Linked DNA regions of Homo sapiens: region 2 is linked to region 1. A link is a contact called in ENCODE Hi-C data. All regions are on one chromosome and are shown on one strand. Each heading gives the region's core, a stretch centred on a gene start or an enhancer-like site at or near the end of the contact. The rest is flanking DNA. Distances are from core to core; before and after follow the strand shown.

Region 1 (4,011 bases), core at 1,051-3,550:
CATTTGCCACCTTGTGGAGAGGTAAAACCCTTGTGGGATCTTCTGAGGACTCTTTGCTAGTGGCATATGTGACTCCTGTGTGAGTATGTGAGGGGGATAGAGTATCTGGGTATGGGGGCGGGAGATTGATTGGGGGATGGAGCAGACTGAAAGGGGGCAGGTGAAGTGGGAGCAGGCTGCAGAGAGTGTGATGGGCAAAAGGAAGGGTCATCTAAGACATCAGAATCAGGGAGGGAGGAAGTTCCTTAGAAGCATATGTGACAATTTTTGTGTAATTTTGGGTTTTGGGATAAAGCCAAAAAGACTTGAACACATGGGACCTCTGCATCCTTTCTGAGGTTCCAGCAAAACGAGTCTAGCTGTAAAATAATATTCCAATCCAGGGTCCCATTCAGAGGCCAATATAAATTATTGGGGAGCATATATTGAACCCCAGATATATTACAAAAGAAAACCATATGCTTCTTTTTAAAAGTTTGTGGGTCAAAATGAGACCAGTTTTGAAGAATGCCATCCAAGGGCGAGTCAGATGGAATTGAAGAATGAAATGGACCCATGTTGGGTTCAGATCAGGTACTACAAGATCCCCGAGGTGTCCCTGAGGGACTTGGACCTCACCTCTTCGGCTCACTCTATTCGGGGGCGTCTACCACAAATGGAGGGCCTGCCCTTGCCTGGACGACCACTCCAGGTGTGCCCGTGTTTGAGCGGTCAGCTCAGACCTAAGGTGAAGGAGAACTCACCCATAACTTGGGATGCGGTTCCCACTTGAAGTGGAATCCAAATGTGGGTCCGCAACCAGTGGAATGTGTCTGCGCAGAGTGGGGATCACTGCTGCTCATTTCCAAGGCATGGTTTACAGGGCATCAAGTGAAAGTGGACTTGCCACCCCAAAGGGCAATAGTAAATTCCCTCTTTTGTCTTGGCCTTCGGGTAACACCAGGTAGTGCCCTTGGCCAGAAACCTTCAATTGCCAAAGAGTACTCAAGCTGGTTCCCTGGCAGTTCAAAAACGGAAAAGAACCCTGGCTAATTCCTCACCCCTAAGGGCAGTGATGGAAAGATATCTCTTCTCTAGGGCTTCAGGATCCCACTGAAGAGTGGTCTTGGACAGAGCCCTCAGTTTCCGAGTAAAGAACCAGACCATCAAGGGAAGCAGGGAGGGAAAAGAAGGGAGAAATCCCAGTAAAGTCCTGTACGCACAACCGAGGTGCCTGGCGAGGTGTCGGAGCCCCAGCCTCGGGAAGGGGCCGACTCGAGGGCTGGTAAGAACTTACCAATGACAGTATGGGTTTGGAAGAGGAAAGTTTTATTAGGAAGAAAGAACGCTGCAGAGAAGTGCAGTGGGTGCCTCTGCCGGAGGACTCGGCACCACCAGGGATTTTCCTTAGGAGCATTTCTGGACCCCACGGCGGGAGCTGAAGGGTGATTTGCACAACAAATGCTACATTTGTAGACATTCTGGTGCCTTAGTGATGGCAGGGGGTGCACATTGATTTTCATCAGCCACGCATTCTGGAGATGTCTAGAAATTCTAGTTACTTATAAATGTTAGGTTGAAAGGAGGCCTGGAACCAGGTGCCAACTTTAGATGATGGGGAAGTTTAATTACTTCCAAATTCCTCAAATATGGAGCTTTGCCATGGATGGCCTGCCTGATGGTCACCAGGTGGTCTTAGCTGTCCTCAGCCAGCTCACGGGGCCTTCCCAGCTCTGCCTCCTGCCCACCCCCAAGCACACTCCCCTCTGCTCCAGTCAAACCCATGCGCCTGTGCCTTGGCATATGCTGCCCTCTCTGCCAGCAGTGCTTGCTCCTGTCTTTACTCAGCTCCCCCTCACTCCCCAGGGAGTCATCCCAATTGTCCAATGTCCTCAGCTGCCACCAGGCCACTCACCCCATCTGTTGCATCATCTGTTGACTGCCTGTCCTCCCTGGGGCGGGACCCCCTTTATGCAGCTCTGTGTGCCTGGCATGGCATGTGCGAGGGCATAGAAGATCTGGACACAGAGTTGGCTGACTGGTCCCGGAGGGTGGGTGGGCAGCCCTTGGAAAGCCAAGGAGGTGTGTGTGCTTTGTTCCAGAATGGAAGGTGTTGTTTGCTCATCCTTTGTCAAGGTAACCAGGAGAAGCTGTTGCAACCACCAAGGGAGGGTGTTTCCTCAGGCCGAGAGCTTATTGGGAGCTTCGGAGCTACGAACCACAGCAAGCTGCAGGGCAGGCAACTGACCTTTGTCACCCAGGAGTCCAGGGGATAAGGGCCACCTGGCCACGTGGCCAGGCCGTTCCAGCCAAGGCCAGCAGCAGCAGTGCCCTGGGAGTGGCCTCTCGCAGCTGTGAAACGGGAGCTGAGGGCACCACCTGCTCAGCTCAGCCGCCTTTCTGGGCCCTGGGGTGGGCCTGGGCTGGCAGGATGGGGCGTGAAGTCCGGGTCAGGACCCGGGACTGGCCTGCCTTGCCCTCCTGGGCAGGACTGACCTGGGGTTGTCTTAGTTCCCCAGATGAAGTCACCAGCGGAACCAGCCGGCCTGCTACCTGACACACAAGGCCAGGAACTGAGTATCTTTTAAAAGTTTAACTTGTTTTGTTATAACTGATATAAAATAATGCAAACAATTTCTTTGGGTCTGGTGCCTGTCTCACTAAGGCAGGCGAGCCTGTCGCCCTTAGGTGCTGTAGGGAGATGCTGTGCGGTCTGCCAGTCACACGTCCCCACCATGCACCATTTTAATTGAACCCCGGCTAAACCAGCCTATTGGGACATCCAGGCTGCAGGTGGCCATCAGGGCATTTGTCCTTCAACAGGCAGCAGCTGGGTCCCAAAAAGGGGAGGATTGGTGTAAAACCCACTGCCTTAACTGGAGGGCGGGACCCCTGGGCCGTGGGGCCTGTGCATGTGTAATGCAGTGGTGCCTTGAGGGTGTCCGGCACAAGTTGCCCCCTCCAGGTCACGGCCTGAATGGCAGGAGTTGGTTCTGGCAGGTGAGGGTCCTGCAGAACGGATGCCACCCAGTGGCTCCTGATGATAAGCCGTGTCCTGGGGTACCTGTTCTGGTGCTGTGTCCTGGGGTACCTGTTTGGGTGCTGTACCCAGGTCTGGTGTGCCACGAGGGCTGCCACCCATGCCTATGCTGTGACCCCATCCCTGGAACAACCCCTCCCATGCTGAGCCTGCTGCTGCATCCCTGCTCGGCACAGGTACCTATGCCCAGGACTGGGTGTAAAACCAAGTCCTGTGTGGACAGCCTGCCCGTGCAAAGCCAGGAGTCCAGCCAGGTGGAGGCAGGGCTGTCCCTGGACCTCTTATCTGTGAAGTGGAGGCAAGTTCTCCCCTGGGGTGACAGGGCAGAGGTCAGGGGCCACAGGTCATCACAGTAACGAGGGTTGTGGTGGAAAATTCCGGCTCCGCCTCTCCCACCTGGGCCAAGGCCGCCCTGACGCACTCTCCCCTCCCCATGCGACCCCGGCCAGCCCGAGGGTCCTCCCCGACAGGAGTGGGGGGTATGTGGAGCACCTCCCTGGGAGTCGGCACAGCCTCCTAAATGCTGGAGGACTCAGGAGCCACGACATCAGGGATTTCCAGGCAGCCTCCAGGGCTCCTTTCCCCAGGCGCCTCTGGCTGTGGCAAGTTCTTGGCATTGGTGGGTGGGGTGGGGGCAAGAGGTGGGTATAGAATCCAGCACTGCCTTCCTGGCGTTCACTCTGGGTTCCTAGAGGAGAGGAAGCCTTGGCCCCTGAAGACCTTCCCAAGCCCATGCCACAGAGATGTGAGCAGAGACCCCGTGTGGGGTTGGACAGGACAGGCCTGGCCCCCTTTCTGGAGGTGGCTGCAGGGGGCAGGACAGGTAGGGCCACCTCAACTGTGTGGCCCTGGCAGCTGCTTGTCCCACTGGGACCCCACGTCCTCATCTGCACAGCAGGGACACGCACTGGGGCAGCGAGGCCCACGGTGACTTGTGGGGAGAGGGCAACAGTGACTTGTGGGGAGAGGGCAACAGTGACTTGTGGGGAGAG
Region 2 (4,011 bases), core at 756-3,255, 680 kb before region 1:
CTTGGGATATGTGGGCCAGGCTGCTTGGCCCAAGTCCAGGCGGGCACAGGGTGAGTCCCGGCTCAGGAGGGTTTTGTGAAGGACACTGAGGGACGCTGTTGCCATCCACTTGGAAACGCTGAGTGCCCCAGAGTGGCAGACACAGTGTCCAGTCCTGGCACTGAAGAGCTTGACTCCCGTCCGTCCCAGCAGCCGTCTCCCATAGTCTGGCGAGGCCGGGAGGCCCAGGCTGCCACACCGCACGCGCCTTCCCTGTGTCCTTCACCCATCTCGCCCCTGAACGGGATGCCCACTCTACGCCCAGCTGGCCAGGCGCCGGAGACAGTGGTGGGCACACTGGACAGAGCTGGGCGTCCCCTTGGGGCAGACTCTTGTCCCTGGGTTACACAGCTTCGGGGGTTGGGTTGGGTGGGGTTGGGGCGGACGTCCCGTGCAGGGCAGGACAGGTCAGGGCGCACTGGTCGGAGCTGGGGCCTGAGGCTACCGGGCGCTGAGGACGGGCGGCAGGTGTCCGCGCACACACCGGGCGCAGCCCTGTCCCCGCTGCCAAACCCTCCGCAGCGGCCGCGCTTACTCCTCGGCCAAGCCTGCTCTGCAGAGGGGGAAACGGAGGCTCCGGCCAGCGGGGCCCCAGCTGGTCAGCGCGTCTCAGCCTAGCGGAAGCCTGCGTCCCTGGGCTTCCCTGGTGCCGCTTCCCCGCTGTCCGCGCCTGGCGCCCTGGGAGCGGGGGTCAGAGTCGTGACCCGAGGAATCTTGGGGCCGATGAAGCAGGAGGACAGGACCCTCCTGGAGCCGGGGGACGACGGTGCCCGGTGCCCGGCAGGTCAGGTGGCGCCGGAATCGCGGGGCAGGGGTCCCTCCGGCCGCGCCCCTTCCCTTCCGCGGCACATTCTGAAGGTTCTGCCGATGGAGAGAGTGGGGCTGGAGAGCGAGATGCTGGACGGGGCCGAGGGACAGGGATCTGCTGTTGGGGAACGGAGGGCTGCGCGGACCACGCACCGGCCCCAATCCCCCAATCGTCCACACCCCTCCTTGTGGCTGGAAACCCTCGGGTACCCCCACCTGCCCCAGGCACCCGTCTCCAACAAGGGCACTTCTGCCCTGTGGGGCCGCTACTGCGCTCTTGAAGCCGGGAGCTTCGCACCTGTGCGCAGAGAAGCCCCGCCCCTCCCAGCGGCCACGCCCCAACAACCACGCCCCCACGCGTGGCCCCGCACGGTCCTCGCCTCGGAGGCAGCCCCACCCCTCTCTTCGGTCCTCTCATGACCACGCCCCTTCTCACCCCGCCCCTGGTGACAGGCCCCGCCCCCGCCGCGGCCCCGCCCCACACGACCACACCCGCCTCGGCCCCGCCCCTCGCCTGGCCCCGCCTTTCATGGCCGCGCCCCGCCCCTGGCCGCGGCCGGTGTCGTCCTCCGTGGGCGCCGGGGCTGCTGCTTTCCTTGGCGTCGCGAGCGAGCGGTGGACTTGCCGGCTGGGTGCAAGCAGGGCGGGCGCGGAGCGGGGCTCATCTGGGGCGGCCGGGCCCCACCTGCAGCCGAGCGACGGACGGCAGGCCCTGTCCTCCCACAGGGACACCTGTCCTTTCCCTTCGCAGGCGTTCTTTTTCTTCAGCTGTTTCCCGCTTCCTGAGATCTGGAGGCCTTCTTTTTGCACAAATATGTTGTTTTGAAACACTGGGCATTGTTCTGAGGCTTCAGTCACGGCCTGCAGCCAAACGCAACTCGCATTTCAACCGAGCGCCCCGGCACTCTGGGGAATTAGGGGAGCGGATGAAAGATTTAAAAATCCACGGTCACTGTGCAGAGATAAGGAAATGTGATTCGTGTGTGGCTCTGAAACATGACTTTTCACTGAACGTCGCGTCCTGGGCATGTTCCCAGGCGATCCTTCACATTCCTAAAGGCCTGGTAATGCACCCATACCTGGAACCCCGGGCCACCCTCCAGAGTGACCTCATCCTCAGCACTGCCTCAGACTCAGACACCCGAAGCTGCAGAGGTGGGACCCCGCATCACAAGTGGGAAGGCGAGGCCTGCCTGGGGTGTGGACTCCCAGCTGCTGGAGGAACATTGTCCTTTGGCTCAGAAGAGAAAGCCAGTTTCTCTTCCGGCCTTTCCAGTTCCAGAGGAGCCCCCAGGGTGTCCCTGGTTTGGGGACAGTTCCCACTTACAAGCTGAAGGAGAATCCCACTCACCATTGGACAGAGGAGAAACAGGCCCAGCGAGGGGAGTGCTTGCCTGTACAGAGTGAGTTGGTGGGGAGGTGGATAAAAGTCTCGGGGTGGGAGAGACCCCCAGGGGTCCAGACTGAGCCCACACCAGGATGGTCGGACGACCCAGGGCCACCTCTGCCCCAGGAGCTCACCTGACAACCCAGGGGGCGGTGAGACCTCCTTGTTGGGGGCATCCTCCTTGATGATGCAAAGCTGCCAGAGCATCCCAGGGACACCCCCAGGGGCTCTGACACCTGCTGTCAGAGTCACTTTCCCCAAAAGGACCTTCTCCTGTAGCCCCCAATGTTGTCCTCAGCTCCCCCACTTCTCTTGATCCACCAGGCTTCATGGCCAAGATGGGTGGGCCCACTGTGTGACTGGGGGTCCCCTGGGGGAGAGTCAGCAGTCTACCCCACCCCTCTTTGAGGGCCCATGGAACCTGGGGATTCCCTTCTGGAACCCACTCCCAGGGAGAAAGCAAAGTACCTGGCCAGGAAGGTGAAGCCCAAAGACAGCCCGAGCCGCTCACCGCCCCCGCCCCGTGTTCTCTGTGAGGGAGCCCCCTGGAAGGGGGTGCTTCTCTGACTCTCCCAAAGTGGGAGAAGCCCACTGGGTGGCACAGAGGCCTCCAGCCTAGGCCCAGAGCAGGGGTGGCTGGCAGAATTCTATTCCCAGCACCCAGGTCACAGCATCACTGCTGCCACTCAAATGCCACAGGACAGACTGGACAGGCGGAGAGAGACAACAGCTTCACCTCCCCTCCTCCTCTAGGCCCCTGGGACCCCAAGGGAGAATCTGAACTCTAGCAGACGAGCCTCTGTCTTTGGCCTAATCATCTACCCACCTGGGAGACCGTTGCCCTCACACAGCATGGCCTGGCAAGGAGAGAGGTGTGGGCCACATCCCAGCCTTCTTGTTAAGTGTGAAGTCCAGGTCCTCCTCCCCCAGCACCTTTCTTTCCCACTCAGCACATTCAGAGCCTGGCTACGGCCACTTCCTTTCTGTTCCAGGTATGGGGGACGTCACACGGCCTTTAGGAACGTGAAGAAACACCTGGGAACACATCCAGGGCACGATGTTTGGCAAAAACACGTTTCAGAGCCGCACGTGAATTTTGTACAAATGTGAATTCTCTCACAAGCATGGATTTTTAAATCTCTCATCCACTCTCCTAATTCCTCAGAGTGCTTGAGCGCTCAGTTGAAATGCATGTTACGTTTGGCTGTGGGCCGTGACTGAAACCTCAGAACAATGCCCAGTCTCTGCCCCCCTCCCCCTGCCCCTCTCTTGAAGTGGCCTCTGCCCTGTGTGGTGACCCCCAACCTCAGCTTCTGGGTGGGCCTCTGGCTAAGTTGGAAGTGGCTGCCACCCCACACCTCAGAGTGTTTCTGACAACACTGAAATTGCACCTTCGTTTACGCTGAACCTTGCAGCCTAAATCAGCAGCCCCTTTCTGACTCCTTTAAATTTGGTGGAAAGATTTTCTCTCCCCATGGGACATCTTTCCTGCCTCTGGCTTGGCCACTCCTCCCTCCAGGAGGCTCACCTGGGCCCTCCTGGCTTTCACCTCTCTCCTTGTCAGCCCAGTGTCTGCACATCCGCTTTGCTTTTCCTTCGCCTCTGGGCCTGACATGTGTGTTTCTGGCGTGTTCCTTCAGTGAGTCTCGTATCACGTCACGGATTCTGCATCTGCCAACAGCTTCCATGACTTAAGCATACCTCCCTCCCTACTCCCCAGGCGGTTGATCCTCATCCTTCCAGGGGTGTCCCCCATCAGACCCACAGCCAGGACTCCC

The links. Hi-C counts contacts between places; a loop is a spot of excess contacts on that map. Pooled maps may share reads with other maps.
Region 2: a loop to region 1 is called in a pooled map of psoas muscle, with 2.7 times the contacts of the local background. The contact joins two enhancer-like sites. A Hi-C loop is called at or near these places in 1 of 50 pooled maps.

What each region holds. Positions count from the first base shown.
Region 1 is chr2:240,855,785-240,859,795 of GRCh38, reverse strand. No RefSeq gene overlaps it. Among named protein-coding and RNA genes, the nearest start is that of AGXT, 11 kb to the left of the region's middle. Within about 2 kb of position 2,300, at least 2 of the 41 ENCODE cell types and tissues checked have a DNase peak (open chromatin) inside an H3K27ac peak, as active enhancers do.
Region 2 is chr2:241,538,570-241,542,580 of GRCh38, reverse strand. No RefSeq gene overlaps it. Among named protein-coding and RNA genes, the nearest start is that of BOK, 18 kb to the left of the region's middle. RefSeq lists silencers at 1,085-1,274, 1,285-1,404 and an enhancer at 1,585-1,634. Within about 2 kb of position 2,005, at least 11 of the 41 ENCODE cell types and tissues checked have a DNase peak (open chromatin) inside an H3K27ac peak, as active enhancers do.